Linked DNA regions of Homo sapiens: region 1 is linked to region 2. A link is a loop called in an ENCODE intact Hi-C map of the cell type or tissue named here. Cell type or tissue: endothelial cell of umbilical vein. All regions are shown on one strand. Links, peaks and the distances in the headings refer to the core of each region. The heading gives the core; the rest is flanking DNA.

Evidence for each region. Peaks named below come from ENCODE experiments on the same cell type or tissue, not always from the same donor. Only the 100,000 strongest peaks of a DNase experiment are listed, where the experiment ranks them.
Region 1: it touches region 2 in a loop (2.3-fold over the local background); 2 of 110 quality-filtered maps call a loop at or near these places.

What each region holds. Positions count from the first base shown.
Region 1 is chr7:50,721,163-50,732,414 of GRCh38, forward strand. It overlaps GRB10 (growth factor receptor bound protein 10), which reads right to left. Exons shown (of 19, transcript NM_001350814.2): 4 at 11,110-11,206. The coding sequence starts at 11,160. Among named protein-coding and RNA genes, the nearest start is that of GRB10, 56 kb to the right of the region's middle. RefSeq lists an enhancer at 5,177-5,346. In endothelial cell of umbilical vein, for the core only: no CTCF peak of the experiment used is centred there; DNase peaks (open chromatin) are centred at 4,779, 6,079 and 9,539; H3K27ac peaks cover 3,674 bases.
Region 2 is chr7:50,948,466-50,959,717 of GRCh38, forward strand. No RefSeq gene overlaps it. Among named protein-coding and RNA genes, the nearest start is that of GRB10, 170 kb to the left of the region's middle. In endothelial cell of umbilical vein, for the core only: no CTCF peak of the experiment used is centred there; DNase peaks (open chromatin) are centred at 5,546, 6,396 and 9,116; H3K27ac peaks cover 4,172 bases.

The DNA of each region.
Region 1 (11,252 bases), core at 1,906-9,905, 230 kb before region 2:
CTGGTTTTACTTTCTGCAGCTTCAGTTACCCACAGTCAACTGTGGTCCAAAAATATTAAATGGACAATTCCAGAAATAAATAATTCATCAGTTTCACACTGTGTGGAGGAGAGTGATGAGATCCTGCACCAACCCGCTTTGTCCTGCCCAGGATGCGACTCCTCCCTCTGCCCAGGATGCGACTCCAAGATCCACGCTGCAGGCGCTGCCTGCCCATGAGTCACAGAGGAGCCGTCGCAGTGATCATCAGATCAACTGCCGCGGATCACAGAGCTTGAATTCAAGTAGCCCTTACTATACTGAATAACAGCGCCAAAGTGAAGAGGAACAATGCTGGCCATTTGAGTATGCCAAAGAGAAGCAACTCATGACAAAGTGAGCCCACCCCACCTGCTACCACCTTCTTGCTCTGCTGGCCCAAGCCCCGGTCTGTTAGCTCTTGTCTCTGCCCCTCGTAGGGCTCTGCAGCTTGAGAATTAGGTGTTCTGACCTGGGCTGGGGACGGGGTCTCACCTCACCATGTCACCCATTCCCCACTGGGTAGGGGCCAAACAGAAGGGTGATAGGTCTCCACTCTGTCCTCAAGCAGAATCTGGGGTGGCTGAGGATGGGGGAGGACAGACGACAGCATAAGGAGGGGTCAGGCAGAGGGAGGCCCAGGACTGGCTGCAGGAATGCAAGAGAAGGCTCCATGGGGGTGTGGCAGGGACTGCTGTGGGAAGGGAAGGTGTCTGGGCTGAAGTCCAGGGAAATGGCCCAGGCCAAGAAACGGAAGAAGAAGACAGCGCGTGGAGCGGGGAGAAGGGAGCAGAGCAGTTCAGTATTACTGGTGGCAAAGGAGAGCCCAGGCTGCTGGTAGGGAGGATCAGGCCAAAGACAGGCTGAGGAGGCTGGCCCGGTCACTATGCTACCTCCTATGCCCTCCTCTCCTGTCTCTCCTGCACCCCAGAGGCAGGGTGTACCACGGGCCCAGTAGCTCCCAGCTTCCCAGGCTGTCCCCCACCAGCTGAGCCCCGAACCCTTAACCTGCACCACGCCACAGCCCCTCTGCCCTGCCCACTCTCATGCCCACTCAGGAGGCCAAGGACTGGCCATAAACTTACGTTCAAGGACTTCCTGCAAGGGTCATTCCAAGATCCAAAGCGGCTTCCTAAGGTGATAGAAAGGTCCCCTGGAAGGCCCCAGGGTAACCCCGCCTGGCACCAAAGAAGTGTCAGGGCAAAGATGTTGGATGGCACAGACAGAGCAGCTCTGAGAGCATCTGTAGTCCCATGAGCTTGCAGCAAGGTGGGAAATTCCATGTGTTCGAAGATTTCAAAGCCACAGAAAGCACATTCCCATCTGCCAGGAGAACATAGTTGATGGGGGCACATGGGCAGCAACAGCTTCAAAGCCCTGTGACAAGCACTCAAGAAAGGGGAGTCCAGGGTGAAGAGGTGACAGAACCAGTGATGCGAGCCAGGGTGACAGGGCCCAGAGTGACCGGATGATGGGGGATGGACTATGGGGGAGAATGCCAGGGTGACAAGGTGACAGAGTGATGAGGTGGGGTGACAGGGTACCGCCCCCTCTCCTTCCCCGACATTACTTATACCTGGCCTCCAAACACACAGCTTGTTCTCCATAAAGCCTCTCCTCAGAAGCTGCCCTCAATGTCCTCCTTGGGTAGGGTTATTTTTAATCCCATTTCACCCACCTTAGGTAAAGATAGCGCTCTCAGGATTAAGTTGTTTCTCTAGATGCCCTGGCACTCACCCCTCATACTGCACAAGCTACAAAGGCCACATTTACGCCTTAGAAAGCTGAAAAATCCATATAAGTACCCTGCAAATGCCAAGAACCTGACCTCAAAGACCAATTTAATTGGAATTAACACCTTCACAATGTCGAAAAATAAAATACATTTATATAAAATTTACTTTTCTTTTAGTGAAGTTCTGAAGGGACAAGTAAAGCAAAATATAACCTTATAGCTATTTTTTCACAATACCAAGTAGCTTTTTTTTCTTTAAAAAAAGAGAAAAGTTGCAGTGAAGCAATGATGTCCTTGGCAGTGAAGGACTCAAATTCCAACTCTGTGTCCACAGACAGAGGGGTCAGGTGTTTCCTTATTTAGAGTCATTAAACAACAGGTACAATTCTCCTTCCTCTATTACTTGGGTACATCCTTTAAGCCCCGGCTATGTCTTACACACTTCTGTATTCCCAGAATGGGCAACCACAAAGAAACTGCCAATCATTTCCTCATTGTCCAAAGAACGAAATGTTCTAATGTTGTTTGGTCCCATCTTACAAATTAGCTGGGTTTCAGCTGAGGTCTGGAAATGAAGGATGAACCCCTCAGCCAGTACCCCAGAGCCTGCTAAACCAGAGTCTGGGGGCAAAGGAAGACGATGAAGGGTTTTTAGCGATCCAGCCCCTTGGATCCCAGGAGCAAAGGCCCTGTTCAGGGTTCCAGCGAAGTGCCCCTGGTCAACTGGGATTTCCTAAGGCCCCACTAGTTGGGTGGTCCCTGGAGGCTCTCATTTCATAACAGTGCAGGTATAACTGTCAGCCTCACACGCCTGAAGCGGTACTGGGATTCAAACCTGGGGCCTGCATGCCTCCTGGGCTGGCTCACCTCCCGCTGGCCACATGACCCTCCAAAACGGTGTAGACTCTTGATGGAGAAAAGACTAGAACAGCTGCTCAAGGCAAACAGACATAGGAAGGTGGGAGGTAGGTCACACTGAGAGCTACAGAGGGACCCACAGGCACCCTCCAACCTTCACGCCCTAGTGCAGTGGCAAGGAGCTGGTTAAGGACGGTTAGCAAAAGCACAGCGGAGTCACATCAGGCCTATAGGGAAGAGTGGACAACACAGTGGGAGGGCACAGATGCTGTCCCCCATGATCCGCCACTGGCTGGAGGCAGTGGACTCGCACGTTCCAGCAGCGCCTGAGGAAATCTCACCATGCACAAATGACACACCAAGGCCACAATGGGTCATAAACGCAAAGCTTCAACTTTGCAAACTGGAGCTGCCAAGGACAGAAAAACCACAGGCATGACTGTGATATCCTGAGATAGCCAAGACTAGTGCTTCAGGAGCCACCTGCGGGGAAGAAGCAGTTTTTGCTGTCCCTGTCAACCTGTCAAGCACGGATACTTCACAACTCACATAGCAATGAATTGCCAGAAAGTAAAATAAAACAAAAATACGATACACACCCACATTTTTATTCTTAAGTTCAACATTCAAATTGCTATAAAATCTCTAAACACATTTTCTCAATGTCTCTACTTATCATGAACTGGAAATAAACACGACCTGGGACACAGCAGTGGGTGCATGAAGAGACCTTCCTTCAAAAAAGTCAACATTGTGCTACAATGAGGGATGGGAGGATGGGTCCTGAAGGGAGAGCGTGAGCCGCCCAGCTCTGAGCTGGTCAGTCTCATCTGAAGTGTTGATTAGTTCTGGTCCTTCCCCTTGAAGAGGGCTAGGCAAGACAGGAGAAAGGAAACAGGAAAAAGTGCCACAAACCCCGACAAAGGAAGGATGCCTGAAGGAGCTGGGGGCTGGCTGGGTAATGACACATAACTTCAAACGCAGAGAGACGGAAGTGATTTGCTCTGCGTTACTGACAAGGCCAGAAGGGAGCACAGTCAATGTTACAGGAGGCCCATCTTCTGACCACAGATAAACAGCCTGTCCCTGAGGGTCATGAGTTCCCTTCCCTTTGGTAATCAAGTAATATGACTCTGTGCAAAGAAAACAGTTGAATCAAGGATTCATGCTCCAACCAGGTACGCCATGATGCCTTTCCAAGTCTGCGTGCGCTTGATACTGCCATCTCTCCTGGAAAAACACTCCCGGCAAGGTAGCTGTGCCTGCTGCCTGCTCTGCTGGTTACCTGCCTGCTGCCTGCCCTACCTGCTGTAATGGCGACTGATATGGTTTGCATTTGTATCCCCGCCCAAAATCTCATGTCCATCCCCAAGGTTGGAGGAGGAGCCTGGTGGTAGGTGACGGGATCACAGGGGCAGATGTCCCCCTTGCTATTCTCATGACAGTAAGTTGCCACGAGACCTGGTTGTTGGAAAGTGTGTAGCACCTCCCCTTTTGTGCTCTTTTCCTCCTGCTCCAGCCACGTAAGACTTGCCAGCTTCCCCTTTGCTTCTGCCATGATTTTAAGTTTCCTGAGGCCTTCCAGCCATGCTTCCTGTACAGGCTGCGGAACTATGAGTCAATTAAACCTCATTTCTTTATAAATTACCCAGTCCCAGGCAGTTCTTTATAAGCGGTGTGAGTGTGGACGAATACAGTGACACACACACAGCAGGTAAGTTTTGGTTTTTGTAGGTCTAGTAGAAACTTTGACACTTTACAACAGAAAAGGCAACCATCTGGTCTCATAAGTAAAACAAAAACAAAGACTTTGATAAGTGATTTCACAGTAGCTTCTGGGCAGATAGATGGCAAAGGGAAAGTTGATTACTAACATTGAACTTTCATGGGATGGAAAATTAAAAGAACACAAATATTTCTGTGGGGATTTAACCCCCATGATAAGTAGGAGGAAAACAGAAGTGGGATATAGGTATCCCTGATTAGATATGTCCTTCTAAAAGGCAGTGCAAAGTCATAGACCAATATTGTGTTCTGCTCCTCCACTGCTTATGAAATCTTATGAAAAAGATAATCAACTCTAGCACCCCCAATCAAATAGATATCTGCACAGCCAAGCACACGGTGCCAAGGAAAAACCAGACAGTGGAATGGTTAAGGACATAGGCTTCAGGCTTGACCCCGTACGCCTGATCCCTGATCTATCCCATTACAAGCTGTGTGACCTTGGGCAACTTACCAATATCTGCAAGCCCTGGTTTCCTGGAAAAAAGAAATAGAAAAAATAACACATCCAGAATATTTGCCACAGTACCAGAGAGAGGATAAAAATAACACAGGCTGGGTGCAGTGGCTCACCCCTATCTATAATCCCAGACCTTTGGGAGGCAGAGATGGGCAGACTACTTGAGACCAGAAGTTCAAGACCAGCCTGGCCAACATGGCGAAACCCCATCTCTGCTAAAAATACAAAAATTAGCCAGGTGTGATGGTGCATGCCTATAATTCCAGGTACTCGGGAGGCTGAGGCAGGACAATCGCTTGAACCCGGGAGGTGGGGGTTGCAGTGAGCTGAGATTGGGCCACTGCATTCCAGCCTAGGTGACAGAGTGAGACTCTGTCTCAAAAAAAACAAAAAACAAAAATAATACATAGAAAATATGTGATAAATATAGTTGTTTATATTATTCAAAAAAAATCAGACTTTAAGCCCATACTTGAGGATGATGATGTTTGAGAAGATTTAGGCATTAAAAAGAAAAGCACTGAGAATAAATATATACATATTTATGTATTTTTATTTCCATTTATTTACTTATCTGTCATATTTCATTGATTTTAAGACATGCCCCACTCCCCATTTTAACATTTTAAAAATGCAAACACCTTACGATCAGCACACATGACACATTTAGGGACAATACATAATAATCTTTATTTCAACTGAAAAGCTGTTGTTAAAACTGACTTATGGCATTTCATGATCAAAGAAATTCAATAAGTCCAAAATTGCAGGATACAAATTCTATGTTTTATTATAATAATTCTGAGGAGGAGATTTTGGCATTTGGACAAAAACTTGTTCTCCTCAGTCTCACCAACATTAAACATAAACACACTTCACAGAGACGAATGTACCTCTGTTACTCAGTAGGAGAGATGGTCTTTTTCTGCTTTGATAATCTCATCTGCAAAGGGGAGAACATGAAGGTCCCCACCGCGTAGCATTGGCAGGAGAGAAAATCCAAGTAAAGTCCTCAGCATGATGACCAGCATATAGTAAAAACCTCAGTTTTCTCATTTATAAAATGGGTATCATGAAGGTACCCAATTCACAGAGTCGGTGGAAGGCTGAAGACAAGGGAAGTAAACAGGAAGAGCTTAATCTTTTCCCCACTGCCAGCCTCTGAGTGGTCAGCTTGCAGGCTGTCGAATATGTTAGTTTTACAGTTCTAGCAGGAAATGACATGGGATGGGGGATTAATCACCCTCCCCTCTACTTGTCTGCACAAAGCACACCACTGACAGCATCCCAGGTCATGGTGGCCCATGGTTGGTTGTTGTACCTGTCTGTCTCCCTCCAGGGCTGGGAGCTCCCTGCAGGCAGGGTTGACATCTTGTTCACCTGGTACCCTAATACCCAGCCATGGTCTGCCAATCAACTGTTCATAAAATGGTAAGCGAACAAACAAATTAGTCAAAGTTACTTAGAACATTTAAAGAATAGAGTTTTCAACTGATTCTGTTAGTTACAGAAAGTGTAAACTATTTACTAATATGTAATTAACTACCTAGGATTTAAATAAATAAAGCCAGTTAACAGCAATTTGCCAGATCAATGAAAAGTATTTTCCCAAACCAAATGCCATCTATTTGTTTTAAGTGAATATTCACATGATTTTAAAGACTTAAAAAGATTATAATCTCAAATTTACATAAGTATCGCACAAATCACTTAAAAAAAAAAAACTTACATTCTTAAAAATAATTCTACACTCTAAAACAAAAAAATCACATACCAGCTCATCCAAACAGTGGCTCACATTTAACAGGGTCTTTTGTGTGCTAAACACAATGCCAAAGTTTATATAAGTGTCTTCCAATTTTCACAATGACGCTGAAAACAGAAGAAATGTGGAGAATTTAAACACCATGCCTAAAGCCATGCAGGTGAATAGTAGTCAACACACTGCCTGTTTTACCTCACAAAATATCTCCATAACATAGCTGCTGTTCCTAAGTTCAGAATCATAACCTTAAATGACTTGGAAAACCATTTTAGGTAAATGTCCTATCAGCTGGAACAGTCAAATAAAATTTAAAGAGAGACATTTCAAATGATCTTCGTAACTTCCCACCTCAAGGGTTAAGAGTGGCAGGTACTATCAACAAATTTCTTAAAGAAAATGTAGTCTAATAAAATGTTCTTTAGCCAAAGTATGGGGGGGGGGTGTAGTACTTAAAAATGAAAAACTACAGAATCACTCTTTCACTAAAAATAATAATAATAATAACAACAGTGACAGACTTTGGGAATGGAATTCATTTCCAGGAACTGAGCCCAAATCAACTCTCGGAGATGATGTCATCTTTCAGCTCCTCCACGCACTGCCAAAAGATTAAGGAATCTAGGGCACCCAACAGAAAATCCAAAGCTGTATGTGATCAGCAGATGAAGTCTCATCTGAGGACTGTTTCTAACCCAGAAAATGGGGAGGAGATGAGCTGATACAAGGAGGCCCCCTTGAGCCTCTGTCCATCCAAAAAGGTTCATTCTAGCAGTCAGTGTCCCAGAAAAAACTTTCTTCTGTAAAGGGTCAAACACTACCCAACTCTGCTGATGGGGCTTGGAAGCAGCCACAGACAATACAAAACCCAATGGCCAAGTTCCAATAAAACTTTAATTTTATTTTTTGAGACCGGGTCTTGCTCTGTCGCCCAGGCTGGAATGCAGTGGCACGATCTTGGCTCACTGCAACCTCCACCTCCTGGGTTCAAGCAATTCTCCTGCCTCAGCTTCCTGAGTAGCTGGGATAACAGGTGTGCGCCACCACGCCTGACTAATTTTTGTATTTTCAATAGAGACAGGGTATCCCCATGTTGGCCAAGCTGGTCTCGAACTCCTGGCCTCAAGTGGTCCACCCGCCTCTGCCTCCCAAAGTGCTGGGATTACAGGCGTGAGCCACCAAGACCAGCCTCCAATAAAACTTTATCTGCAAAAGCAGATTGCAGTTCGTCAAGCCCTGCACTAGAAGAGTAGGTTCCCCGCCTGAAGCTTCAGGGACACAGCACTGAAATGGAACCACAACACACATCTTGTGGTGTCCTGGGGCTGGACAGCGTGTATGTGCACTAATGCTGTTGCCATTATCTCCACCAAAAGCTGAGGCTCTGCAGGGCAGGATGGCAAGGAGAGTTTCTAAGATGGCTCATTTCTAAGCATGATTGTTTTTAATTCAGAAATCAGAAAACTATGAAAATAAAAACATTGCTTTTGGAAATTCAACAGTAAATTTAATCACCTACATAAAATTCACATGCAAGTTGTTTCATTTCTAATGCTCAGTTCAACATTGTGTACGGAAGTTTGTAGCCAAGCACATTTTATTTCCTATTTTGCATTTTTCTGAAAGATAATAAATGTTGCTTTTATTTACCATAATTTTGTCATAGGTGCATAATTCCTTCTTCAAAAGCCTGGAGGCTGGACATGGTTAAGAATTAAGAGTTTTGGGGAATGGAGAATGATAACACAGTGTCCACATCAATGAACACAGATGTGCAGGGCCCAGAGGGAGCTCCATAAACCCCATCCCACTTCCCAGGCAGACCCTGTGTTCGGCAAAGCTCTGGACTCTGCCGTGGCATAATAAATGAGGAAATTTCTTGCTTCAGACCTTTTGATTTTAAAAATGGCAGACAATGAGCTATAGGACCCTACTAACGGAGCCCCCCCCGAAGACCAAGGCAGCCGGCCCTCTCTCCCCCCGTTGTCCCATTTTATTTGCTTCAGAATTAGTATCATTATTCACAGCTATCTCACTTGCCAGTTGTTCCATGTCTGTCTCCTCCACTGGAATCCAGGAGCCCCAAAGATCTGTCTGCCGAGCTCAAAGCTGGCTCCCTAGCCCAAAACATGTGCCTGGTACCTGGCTGGTGCTCTATCAAAGAATTAAAGATCACAGCCCTTGACTCAGCTTCTAAAGGATGACCAGGCGCCGGGTAATTTAGACATATTTCCTCTAATCCCTGCTACAACCCAGATACCACTAACCCTTTTCTACCAAAACTTCGGTATGGAAACTGCGGTAGGGAAAGTTGCAGGATTTCTCCAAGGTCAGAGAATTATGATGTGTCACATTCTAAAGGAAAAACTTAAGTCTTAAAAGTGAAGTGGGTCATCCCCAACCTTGCCAGAACCCCTCCCCAACTGCTGCCCTCCAACAGCAGGATGATTAAATGCATACAGTAATTTTGGTGCTTCTGTGCATATTTTAAAAATCACATCAGTGACTCACGGACTGAACCATCTATCTAATCCAAGCCACTGCTGCAAGTGAACAGCTAGAATTAGAAAATTATTTGTATGTTGAAGGTTTTAAGAATAAATTTTTCTCTATAAAACTCTGGAGATTTATCTAATTATTATAATATAATTACGACTGCTCAAGACTGGAACCCATTGTAAATCATCCCATATTCTGAGAAATTCTGGAACTGTCATCTTATTTTCCAGGAACAAGGGACATATGCCGCCAAGTCTTGCTGTCAAATTTTTTAAAGAGTAAGACAGTGCTTTCAAATGGCCCTGAGAAGCAATGAGTATTTCCTCAAAGCATGACAGCACATAGCAGGGAAAGCCCACCCTTCCTTCCTGACTTCCTGGCTCCAGGAAAGCAGCCTGGGGCATCGGTGACTACAAACACCTAACAAGGCCATCAAGGGAGGAACTGACACAGCTTGTAAGTCTGCCACTTCTGTAGGTACCAGCAGGAAACTGGAAATGCCAGGAAGGGAAGGGAAGCTGACAGAACCTCTGTGGCCATTATCTGGCCCTAAAAGCCTATTCTATACCCAGCCGAGGACAGCACTACGAAAATGACCTCAAGAGAGACTTTCCCTTGGGGATGTTCTTTGAGCTCACTGACTGCACTCTCTTGGGACTGAGTAGGAAGTGGCAGGCAGGGGTGAAGGGTGCAGTCGGGCCCGGACAACTAGCTAACACTAACTGGCCACACGAGAACTGGACTTGTGACCTGTGGGTGCAGCACAGAGCTTTAATCAATGGGGGGAGGCAACCACAGCCTCTTTAAGAACAAGAAGACAATTATGCAGAGGGAGAGGCAGATGCCTGTTCCAGAGCTCACAAACTACACAGACTCAGGGGTCACCACCAAACTTTGCAGTTCGCTAAGGTTTTAATCCTCTTTTCTGGCTTGTAACCAATTTTGGCTTTGTGTCACATTCGACGATTAGAATGAACGGTATTCCTAATCTTCAGCCTTTCTTCGAAGGCTTGCTTCACTTAGATACCAAAAAAAAAAAAAAAATGTTCAAAGGCATCTTTTTGCAGCCATAATGCTGTAGGCAATTTCTCATCACAGTAGCTAAAAAGAGACTTCACAGACTAAGAGAGAAAATAAGTTCAAAGAAGTGCAAAAAGCTGACCACAGCCTGAACATATAAAAGGACTTCCAAACCTAGGACTGCTCCAGCCGAAAAGTCACAGGCCTGGGAGAGATGGTGTAAGTACTTCCAATGACAAATCACGAGTAAGGATGAACCAGGATTCGCGAATCAAATCTAAAGAACCAAAGACCATCCCCTAACAATGAATCTGTCTACACCAAGTGAAAGTTCAAATAAAATCTGTTTCAGAAGATGAAGGGAACTTGCAGATGAAACTGTTCTAGCAGCCCATGAAGAAGAGCTAGAGAAAGTGAAGGAACAGAAATGAACTTGTTCTCCCACAAAATTCCACCTAGGGCTCTCAGGAAAGGAAAGAGCCAATCTGTGGAGAGGACTCCCTCTAGAACATCTGTTAAGACACCAAGCCCTTTCTCCTTCCCACTCCCTCACGCGTGAGCACATGTGTCCAGGTGAATGTCCCGACAACCACCATCACTGCAGAACCCGTCATCAGGAGTGTCTGGCCCGACCCAGAAGGTGAAAAACACAGTGAGTGCTTGCTTCATTCCAAACACGGAAGCCCGGCTCTCAGGGGGCAACTCTGTACTACAACCAAACTCTTTTAGAAAAGTACGCACAGTCAAACGGGAATATGACCACGCTATCTTACAAGGCAAAGCAAGACACAGAAGACCGAGGCAGAAAGGGCAGTGGGCCTCTGCACCATGGGACTTGTCACCAGCCCCTGCTCCAGCGTGTCCTAGTGACCTGAGAGCTACAGAAACGATCCATGGCTGCTGGCGACATGTGTGCCCTGGCCCTCGACCAGCACCATCGGGCCAGGATCAGATATATGTGCTCGCCCATACCTGGTAGTACGGATGGTGCAAAAAGGAATCTGGGCAGCCGGCTAAAGCCATGGGTTCCTTCTGCCTTCTTCAAATTACATTTACTGCGCTGCAGCACCTGGAATAAAGACAGACTGTGAGAAGCCAAGCCAGAAAAAAAAAAA
Region 2 (11,252 bases), core at 1,962-9,961:
TTGAAAACAGAGTCAGCACAACCTTCTCAATTGGCACACTAAGACCTAATTGCAGGTGAAAGTGTTTCTCTATGAAAGCCACTCTAGAAATTTTAGAATTTCAGTTATTTCACCAGGTGCACAGACATCAATGAAGGGACATAGAAACTTGAAAAGGCGAGGAAATATGACATCACCAAAGGAATATAATAACTCTCTAGTAACAAACCCCAATTAAAAGGAAATCAATGCAATTCCAGAAAAGAAATTCAAAATAATGATCTTAAGGAAACTCAAGATGCAAAACAATACAGATAGGTAACTCAATGATATCAGGAAAACAATTTATGATATGAATGAGAAATTCAACAAACAAATAGAAATCATAGAAAAGCACCAAATAGAAATCTTGCAGCTGAATAATTCAATTAATGAAATAAAAAAAATACAATAGAGCACTCCAATAGCATACTTGATCAAACAGAAGAAATAATCTCTGAACTTGAAGATAGGTAGTTTGAAAGTGCCTAGTCAGGTAAAAGAAAAGCAAAACAGTGAAGAAAGCCTACAAGACTTACAAGATACCATTAAATAAACATCAAAAAAACCAAAATATGATATGGGAGTTTCAGAAGGATAAAATAAGAAAAAATACATAGAAAACCTATTTAATAAAGTAATAGCTAAAAACTTTCCAAATCTTGGGAGAGATGTGGTCTAGATCCAGAAAAAGGAAAAATCCTCAAGTGGATCAACCCAAAAATGTCCTTCCTGAGGCATATTATGGTCAAATTGTCAAGTCAAAGACAAGAAAATTCTAAAAATAGCAAGAGAAAAGTGTCAAGTCACATACAAGGGAATAATTATTAGACTAACAGAAGAGTTATTTGCAGAAACCTTACAAGCCAGGAGAAAATGAGATAATCAAAGTGATGAAAGAAAAAAAATTGTCAGCCAAGAATACTGCTATACTTGGCAAAGCTGTGCTTCAGAAATGAGGAAGAAATAGTTTTTCACAGACAAAAACTGAGGGAATTCATCACCACTAAACAGGATTTACAAGAAATTCTCAAGAGAATCCTACAACTAGAAGCAAAAAGATGATAATCATTACCATGAAAACATGTACAAGTATAAAACTCATTGTTAGAGCAGTTACACAAAGAGAAAAAGAATCAAGCCATATATTACTACCATCAAGCCACATTACTCCTATAAAACCACCAAACCACAATGATGAACATTAAGAGAGAAGAAACAAAGCATTTACAAAACAAGCAGAAAATAATTAACAAAATGACAGTATTAGGTCCTCACCTATCGTAATAACCTTGAATATAAATGGATAAATTCCTTACTTAAAAGATATAGACTGGATGAATGGATTTTTAAAAATTACCCAACTATATGCTGCCTAAAAGAAATGTCAGCTGAAAAGACACATAGACTAAAAGTGAAGGGATGCAAAAGGATATTCCATGCAAACAGAAGCCAATAGCAAGCAGGAGTAGTTGTATGTACATCAAATAAAACACTTTAAATTAAAAACTGTAAAAAGAGACAAAGATGGTCATTGCACTATGATCAAGATTCATTCAGCAAGAGGCTACAACAATTGTAAATATATATGCACCTAATAGCAGTGCACCCAGATATATAAAGCAAATATTACTAGATCTAAAGGCAGAGATACACTCCAATAAAATAAGAGCTGGAGACTTGAACACCCCACTCTCAGCATCAGACAGGTGACAGAAAGTCAACAAAGAAACGTTGGATTTAAACTGCATTGTAGACAAAATGGACCGAACAGACAATTACAAACATTTCATTCAACAACTGCAAAATGTGGTCTATCTTTCATCAGGATTGACCACATGGTAGGCCACAAAAGAAGTCTCAACACATTTAAGAGAATTGAAATCATATTGAGTGTCTTTTCTGACTGCAATGGACTAAAACTAGAAATCAATGAGAGGTACTTTGGAAAATGTACAAATATATGGAATTTAAACAACATGTTCCTGAACACCAAATGGGTCAATGAAGAAATTAAGAAAGAAATTTTTAAAAATTATTATAAATGAAAATAGAAACACAATTTACCAAAACTTTGGAGATACAATAGAAGCAGTATTAAGAGGGAAGATTAGAATAATAAACTCCTACATCAACAAAAGTAGAACGATTTCAAATAAACAACCTAATGATACATCTCAAGGAACTAGAGAAAAGCAAGAACAAACTAAACCCCAAATTAGTAGAAGGAAACAAATAATACAGATCAGAGAAGAAATAAATGAAATTGAGACTAAAAGCAAAACAAAAGATCAATGACACAAAAAGTTGTGTTTTTTTTGGAAAAATAAAACCAACAAATCACTAGCTAGAATAACCAAGAAAAAAGAGAAAATACCCAAATAAATAAAACTAGAAATGAAAAAGGAGCAATTACACCTGATACCACAGAAATATAAAGGCTCATTAGAGACTGTTATGAACAATTATTTGCTAATGAATTTAAAAACCTAGATGAAATGGATAAATGTCTGGTTACATACAACCTACGAAGCTTGAACCAAGAAGAAATAAAGAACTTAAACAGACCAATTGTGAGTAATCAGAGAGAATATATAATATAAAGTCTCACATTAAAAAAAGTCCAGGAGTGAGGGCATCACAATTCCTGACTTCAAACTATATTGTAAGACTGTAATAACCAAAACAGCATGGTATTGGTACAAAAACAGACATATAAGCCAATGGAACAGAATAGAAAACTCAGAAATAAAGCTGCATGTACATGTTTTTTTAATTACATTTATTTGTAAATTGCATTACTGATGAATTATATTTTAGGACAGTAGAGTGGCAATTTAAAATAGTTATTTAACAATGGGGTGGTTTATGTGATAGGTTTGAGAAAGTTGACTTATGAAGCTGTATGCCTATTAATAATGAAGAACACACACATAAAACACACACACGGGAATAACCAAGAAACTTGTCATCTAGCTCTTGAATCAGAGATTTCTCCATTATCAATACCAGCAGAAGTCTTGAACCATTAGCATGCTATGGGATCTTGGACTGGGACCATCAAGGGGCAAGAAAAGGACAATGACAAATTTATTAAACAGGAAGAGGTGGGGAGGAGAGAGGGAAAGAGAGAGAAAATCTTTCCAACTCAAAATGTGTATGAAATAAAAATTTAGAAACTCTTGGGCAAATTTCACAATAGAAAATTCTGATAATCAACTCAACTTGGTAAAATTAGTTTTGGTTAAATGAAAAGAATAATCTGACAAAGACTTCAACGTGAGTTTTTGGAATTGCTTAGAGTTGTAACTGTAGATATACATAATAATCCAAACTATGACTAAAACCAGATAGAAATTATAAATATACTTTTGTATGCAAAAAAGTACTAATTAGACATCCTTAATTGAAAAATATGGTCACAGGAATGCCTGTGCTGACAAGAGACACGAATTCTGAAAAAATTTTCTGACTTTTCTACAGCTTCTCACAATTTGCCAAGTTCCACCTGGTAAGGGCAGACACAGATAAGGAGAGCAAGGGAGAACATCCTTCTCAAAGACTCCCCTACCTAATTTTCCTAGAAAAATCTACTAAGAAGAGAACTGGCATGAAACCCTGCCCTTTACTATGAAATTATTCCTGGATGTGAATATTTAGAATTTCTACCATAGCAAACAATTTTCCTGAGTTAAAAATTGTTTCTAATGGCAAACAGTCCTTTTTTTTTTTTTTGCAAGTGAAAGGCTTTGTAACCTCTAAATAGTGTCCTTCACAATTAAAAACACAGGCTTTGGGGCTGGGTAGACCTGGGTTTGCTTCCAGCTTTGCCTTTTACTCAACATGAGGTTGTAGGCAGTATTTGTGTGCTCTATATTTCCTTATCTGTTAAGTGGGGACATCGACTACCACTTAGCTTGTAGAGACACTGAGGACTAAAGAAGTAATGCATGGGAAGTCTTCTTTTTGCAAATTTGGTTTCAGTGCAGGTAGAAACTCTCTTACTCAGGGTCAAGCTGGAATGCCTTGGACATTACTACCTGCTTGAGCCTTTTGTGTGACAGGAACTGATGCCAGCATTGTTCATTTACCTCTTTTACTTGCTACTTAATCCAGGCCTGTCAAGGACTCCCCATGTAGATGCAGCCAAACACGCCTGAGAAGATGCCAGCTGAATAAAGCCCTCACCATCCCCTTCACTGTTTCCTATTGTTTGTATTTTGATAATCTCACAAGCTCACTACAAACTTTCACTATTTAAAAAGTGCTCTGTTAAGCAATGAGAAGTCACATGCACATTAGAGAGCTGATTTTTGAAACTGAGAGTTGGCTGTGGGTGCCGGCATTGGCAGTGTAGATGTGGAAGCAGGTACCTGCCCGGGGGGAGCAGGGCTGGTCCATGCACAGTTCTATGGGAAGGATTTGAGGACTTCTCTGTGAGAGGTGCCATCACATTTTAATTACCACCAAGCTTGCTTGGCAATGCGTCCTTTCTTGGCAACATGTGAAAAAATAATTTTGCAAACTGGAAGGCAGACTGGTGGTTGAATTCTTCTTTGAAAAAGAGACTCTGTGGTGCCCAGAGGGAAATGATATTTTAAGCTTGCCACAGGGCTCCATGTTGCACTGAGAAAGACATTTCTCCATGCTATTTTGTGCTCCACAAAGCACTGGGAAAGTCAAGGCACACATGAGAACAAAACTTTCGCAGTGGGGAGTAATTTGAGATTACATCCTTGGGCCTGAAGGAAAACCTTGAGATGACCATAGTTTGTACTGATTCCCTTTTCCCAGGCTCCTGTGCTGGTAACATGGACAGGGGTTTGTCCTTCTCCACCTGCCTCTGCCAAGCACTTCTTGGCCGGACTCTGTCTCTCCACACCACCTGGGGCAGTCTGGACTCCCAGAGCGTGGGAGAGTTTTGTCACTTGCCTTACACAGATAACATAAATAAAATGTTTTCCAAAGCAGACAGACACTTGGGTAATTCTTTTGGAACACTTAGTTCATGACGTTCCAGTAAATTATTGCATCAGTGGAGAAGAATGGTGCAGGGCACGAGGGAAAACTTTAAAAGAAAAGTACAAGAGCGAGTTTAGGCAGATTAGCAAATGGCAGAACAGCCACGGCCAACCAATGGCCACAGGTCATTGCAACCTGTGGGGGGCTCCACTGTGGAGGGAGAGAAGTGCTCCATGCATATGTCTCTGTCCTGCCATGCATGCTCCTAAGACACTTGGAGTGCTTTGGAGGCCAATAAACAAGGGGGACACCCCAGCTCCTTTAAGGGCTGGAGGAAAGAATTGAGTATTGAACTCAATGATCTTTTAAAAATCAGGAATAAACCTACATTATTGTCCTCCAGTCCCCTAATCGATGGCACAGATGTGGGAAAGAGCTTGGCTGAAAGTGCTATGAAGACTTCCTGAGTCTTTTCCTCAGCTTCCTTTGTGTGCTGCAAAGCTAGACTGAATGAGCACCCAGAGAGAGAGGGGTGACTCACGTAGGTCAGGAAGCTGGTTTCAGTGGCTTGAGGGACTGGTCTCTGCCCCTATTGTGAGTGAGACTGATGGAGCTACAGGACAGACAAAGGTCAGTCTAACCCCCTCAGGCCTTTCTTACTCACCAGGCTGGGTCAGGCAGTGAAATTAGGGCCCAGTCACTGTGCCTTATTTCACTTTTCCTGGCTCTGCAATGTAGACGGCAACTCCTGAATGATTAAGTAAATTCTCCCTTACACTTTTCTAGTGAGTTTTATGTTGGGGCTAAAGGTGTATATCTGGGCCATTCCCTTTGACCAGTGTCTTAGTGATTTGTAGTTTGAGATTAGGTAGAAAACTGATTTTTTCCTTTCTTAATGGAAAGAAACAGGTGCAATAGAAAACACGTTTCAGTCTTAAAACGTCTGCAGCACCTCCTGTGAGTACTGATGGTTGGTTCATACCCATCTGGTGAATGCCACAGGTGGCTTCAGGGGAGAAGGGAGGCTGTGTGGGAGCCATGCTTGAGCAGTAAAGACCCAGGCCTCGGAGGCAGGCACTTGGAGCTCCCCACGCACTGGCTGGGGCAACCTAGGGGATGTTGCCTGACCTTTCTGAGTCTCCCTTTCCTCATTTACAGAATGCAAACTGTACTAATAGTGCCTATTGCACAGGGTTATTGGGAGAGTTAACAGTGATAGAGCTGAGTCTAATTTTTACCCTTAGCCCGTGCCTGCGTGTGAGTGAGCTCTACTGTTAGTATTGGTGATCATACAAGTATTAGTATTTGCATGGCTGGAGGTATTCGATAGCAGCAAATCCCCAATTCTGAGAATAAGACTGCCCCCGAAGCTTCTCTGTGAGGATCTGTCCAATGGTCACAGGAGGAGGAAGTCTGGCCCAGGGACAGGACAAGGATGCAACAGGAAGACCAAATGGCCCCATTGGGACTCATGCCCAGCTCCAGGGGAAACAGGAACTTCTATGACTCTGCTTCTGCCTATGTCACAAGTGCCTGAACAACTTGCTAAGAAGGCCGGGCAGATGAACCAGCTTGTTCCAGGCTCTCTCAGTGCACCCGATGGGCAGACATCTGCATCGAGTCCAGGGGGATCCCTGATCCCAGGTTCCTCTGCCCAGCCCTGTGAGGCCCATGCAAGAGGGCAGGGCTGAGGCTGGAACAGTGAGCGCTGCAAAGTGTTGCAGAAGAACGATTTTCAGTAGGAAAAGGGGAGCAGCAAGAAGATCTAACTAGTGGTGTTTGTATGTGGTGTATATACCTCAATTATAGTTCACGTAATCCCAGCACTTTGAGAGGCTGAGGCGGGCGGATCACCTGAGGTCAGGAGTTCGAGACCAAACTGGCCAACTTGATGAAACCCCATCTCTACTAAAAATACAAAAATTAGCTGGGCATGTTGGCGGGCATCTGTAATCCCAGCTACTCAGGAGGCTGAGGCAAGAGAATCGCTTGAACCTGGGAGGCGAAGTTTGCAGTGAGCCGAGATCGCACCATTGCACTCTGGCCTGGGTGACAGGAGTGAAACTCCATCTCAAAAAAAAAAAGAAAGAAAGAAATACCTGAGTCTAGGTAATTTATAAAGATAAGAGGCTTCATTGGCTGATGATTCTGCAGGCTGTACAGAAAGCACAGCAGGGACATCTGCTCAGCTTCTGGGGAGGCCTCAGGGAGAATTTACTCACGGCAGAAGGTGAAGGGGGAGCAGGCACCTCACATGGCAGAGCAGGAGCAAGAGAGAGAGAGCGAGTGGGGAGATGCCACACACTTAACCAGATCTCCTGAGGACTCACTACCATGAGGACAGCACAAAGCAATGGGGGGTCCACCCCTATGAGCCAAACATCTCTGGCCAGGCCCCATCTCTGACACTCGGTGTTACATTTTGATATGAGATTTGGTGGGGACATATATTCAAACTACATCAGCAGGCTAAAGAGAGTTTTTTCCCAGAAGGGTCCCTTTGTATGGCAACTGCCCTTCCGGTGGGGCCTCGCTGCCAGGCACCAGGTCTGACCTTGCAGAAGTGCCATCTTGGTGAGATTCCTGGTTGCAGGATGTAGTGGCAAACCTCAGGGCAGAAAAGGAGTGGGTGTGAGGACACTCATGGGAGAGCCAGTCTCAGAGAGAAGGTGGGAATGGAAATTGTCCTGGGGTCTGAGAGCAGGAGCAGCCATCTATCTTGTACTACAAGACAGGACGCAGAGGGAGGGGAAGGGTGTACTGCTGGGGGCTACAGGGGTGCTGGGGGTGGAGCAGCAGGCAGAACAGAGGTAGGAGGCTGCTCCCATTGCTGCGAGATGCCCCTCCTCCCGCTGTTCTGGCTTCGGAGCCCTGTGGGGTGGCAGGTCGGGAGGTGTCCATCCAGCTGACCTGGGGCAGGCGTCCGTGCCCTGGAAGTGGGTGATGGAGAAGGCGGAAACACTCCTCTGCCCTAGCTTTCAATGTATGAAATACTACTGTGTCCAATACCACAGGAGGTAGCAAACCTCCCTCTGGAGGAAGATCAGAGGAGATCAGAAGCCAGAGAGAGAAAATACCAACAAAGGGTCACTATAGTCAAGGAGTCTGGAACCCATGAAAGAGTACACGCCCCGACTTACATGAAGACAACACAAGGGCACACACAGGTGCACCTTGTGAGACTGTCTTTCTTAGTATTTTTAAACCTTGACCATGCACATTTCAGCATGTCCTCTTGTCGCGTGAGAGGGAACAGTACGCCACACTCCTCATCCCTATCGCACCTGCCAAAAGTGAAGTTGCACAACAGTCATTCTAGGAGTGATGGTAGGGCTTTTAGCTTTAGGTAATGTGAGACGATTTTGCCCAATGCTGTACTTTACAAATAAGGAGACAAAGGACTTCCAATTTGTCTGAGGATTCACAGGGTCAGAGCCACCCTCCTTTCTGCTCTCCCAACCTCAAAGCATTTTTTTCACCTCAAGCAGTGAAAAACTTGGTACATTCTATAATTGGGTATTTTCAATCATGCTTGACATGTCTGCAAAAACTTCACACTTCACTTGATGACTTCTGACCTCTTTCTCTTACGGCTTCTGAGACACTCTATCTTTGGCCTTGTGCAGTTGCACTGTGATTTTTCTAGGTGTGGACTTCCTTAATTTTCCTTCTAGGGATGCACTAGGCTTCTGAAATGGGTGGATTAATGTCTATGCTGGGTAGAATGGTGTTCCCCCACCAAAATACGAGTCCGCCTGGAACTTCAGAGTTCATGACCTTATTTGAAAACAGGGTCTTTGCAGCTGTAATTAATTAAGATGAGATCATCTTTCGGTGAGCCCTCAACTTTTTATGGAAAGTAAAGCTTGTTGCTGATGAACATGGACTTAGGAGATTTCCAAGCAAAGTGTTGAAGTCATGTCCTGGTTTCTCCTTGGTGCTTAAAGTAAAATGTAGGAGGAAAGACTCAGATCTGAGAAGGAACCGAAAAGAAAAGGAATTACCAGGAGCCATCAGAAGCTGGAAGAGGCCCGGAAGGGTTCTTCCCTAGAGCCTTCAGAGGAGTGCAGACCTGCTGGCCCCTCGAGTGTGGACTTCAGCCCCCAGAAATGTGAGATAAGACATTTCTGTTGTTTTAAGCCACCAAGCTTGTGATAATTTGTTATGGCAGCCCTACCGGGCTAAGACAATGCCTTTCAGTGGCTCAGGAAACGTCTCAGCCATTACCTCTTTAAATATTTGTTCAGCCTCATTTCCTCTCCTTTCCTGCTGGGACTCTGAGTAGATGTATGCAATTTCTTTTTACTCATCCCAGTCTCTCTCTCTCTCTCTTTCTCTCTCTCTCTCCACCCCCCCCTCTTCCCCCCAACTCGTTTGTGTATGAAATGTATAGAGATCGTGTCTATACAATCTCTTCCTCACCAGATCATAAATTCTGTCTTTAGCTGTGTCTAATCTTCTGTCACACCTATCCACGGAGTTTTAAATTTGGTTTTGCATTTTTTATTTTGAGAGAGACTATATTTCCTGAAGGCCTGGCCCTCTTCTTGTTCACCCCCACCCTCAGAGCCAAGCCCTGAGGTCCTGGCTCATTGCGGGAAATCTGTTGGACTTTTTACCTGGTGTGAGCCTTGGACTTTGATGTCTGTACCTGTGTTCCATGAGACCTTCCAAAACAAATGTTCGAATCCCTATGCAGGAAATGCCTTCAGGCTGCTCTTCAGGTTTGGCAGTTCTACCTATCAACTAGCTCTTTCTTGCTTCTAAGAGGATTCACACATATTTCACCAGGTTTTTTTATTGCTATGAGCAGTAGGGTTAGTATAAATAACTGGGGCTGCCACAATTAAGGCAGGAAAAAGTGATACATTCTGTAGAGCTTGCTGTTAAGAGCACAAGTTTTGGAATTAGATCTACATTGGAATGTTCCTTAAATCTTCCTCTCCTCATCTGTAAAATGGGAATTACTTGTTGTACTCACATTTCAGGGAAAGTGTTTAGCAGAATTTCTGCCATATAGTACTTACTAATCTAAGCTTTTAGACTAAAAAAAAATCTTAAAAAGACATAATATTCAGCAAAGCTTAGGGGAAAAATTTTTTTTTCTCTGAAACTCAGAAAAAGAGTCCTAGGTCATAGGACACCCCTTTCTGCAAGGACGTCTTCCAGACAGTGCTTCCTCTGTCAGCCGATACTAGCTTCTTACAGACATAAACCTAACATATCAGAAACCATCCAGGTATATGCAATGTGGATTCACCCATTTGGAGCCTTAAAACATGTCTTTGAATAGAAAGTAGAATGTCTTTTCACTGGAACTCTATCCTGTTGGGAACAGACATTGTTTCCTTTCGTCTCATTATACATAGGGCATCCAGAGTATAAATTGTTGCTCTGCAAATTCTGCTCATTCTTCAAATGCACTTTTAGTGGGAAAAGTCTCACTTCACAAGAACTCAGAACACTTTGAATCTTATCTGACTTTTGCAGCTCATGTGTGAATTTATCCCCTAATAGAATTATCCTCTAAAATCTCCATCCACCCATCCATCCATCCATGCATCCATCAGTGAGCCTGTCCATAAACAGTTCATCCAGGAGGCCATATTTAGCTAAGAAGATGTATTTTCAGGGGGTGGTCAGGTGTGGGATGAACAAGAGTATGTAGGCGATGCTTTAGCCATAGAAGTCTCTTACTAAGGGGAGAAATACTTTTTGTTACTCTCCCACAAATAGCAGTTGGCTGAGTTTTATGCCAGCCTACAGTCCAAATTTAATCCTCACTGATAGGACCATATTACTCCAAATTTAATCAAAACCAAAATCAATTGTAGTGGTTTATCATCTCATATTTTAAAATGACAAAATCCAGCCAGAAATACTAAAGATTACAGCAATATAAAGCAGTCAGTAAGCAGCCTGGAGCCAAAAAGTTCATAGAAGTTAAAAAATCAGTAATTCACATATTCTCACTACATGTGTATTCTCACCTTGAATTCTCCAGAATGTAGAAGTGGGTGCCACAACAAGACATGAGCTAGTCTTGGGATAACCACCTCTGCTGCCAGGCCAAAAAGAAACCTCTGATCCCGGAGGGACCCTGTGCCATCCATCATCCAGTCTGCTCCTGCCCCTGCTCTGTGCTTCTGGGGCCCACCTGTGGGAGTGAGACCCCAGCTCCTCACTGTGCTCCTCATCCTGCAGCCTGCTGGGTCAGGCAAGGTATCCAATGCATGAACCGCGAGAGATTTGGAGAGACATCAACATCTAGA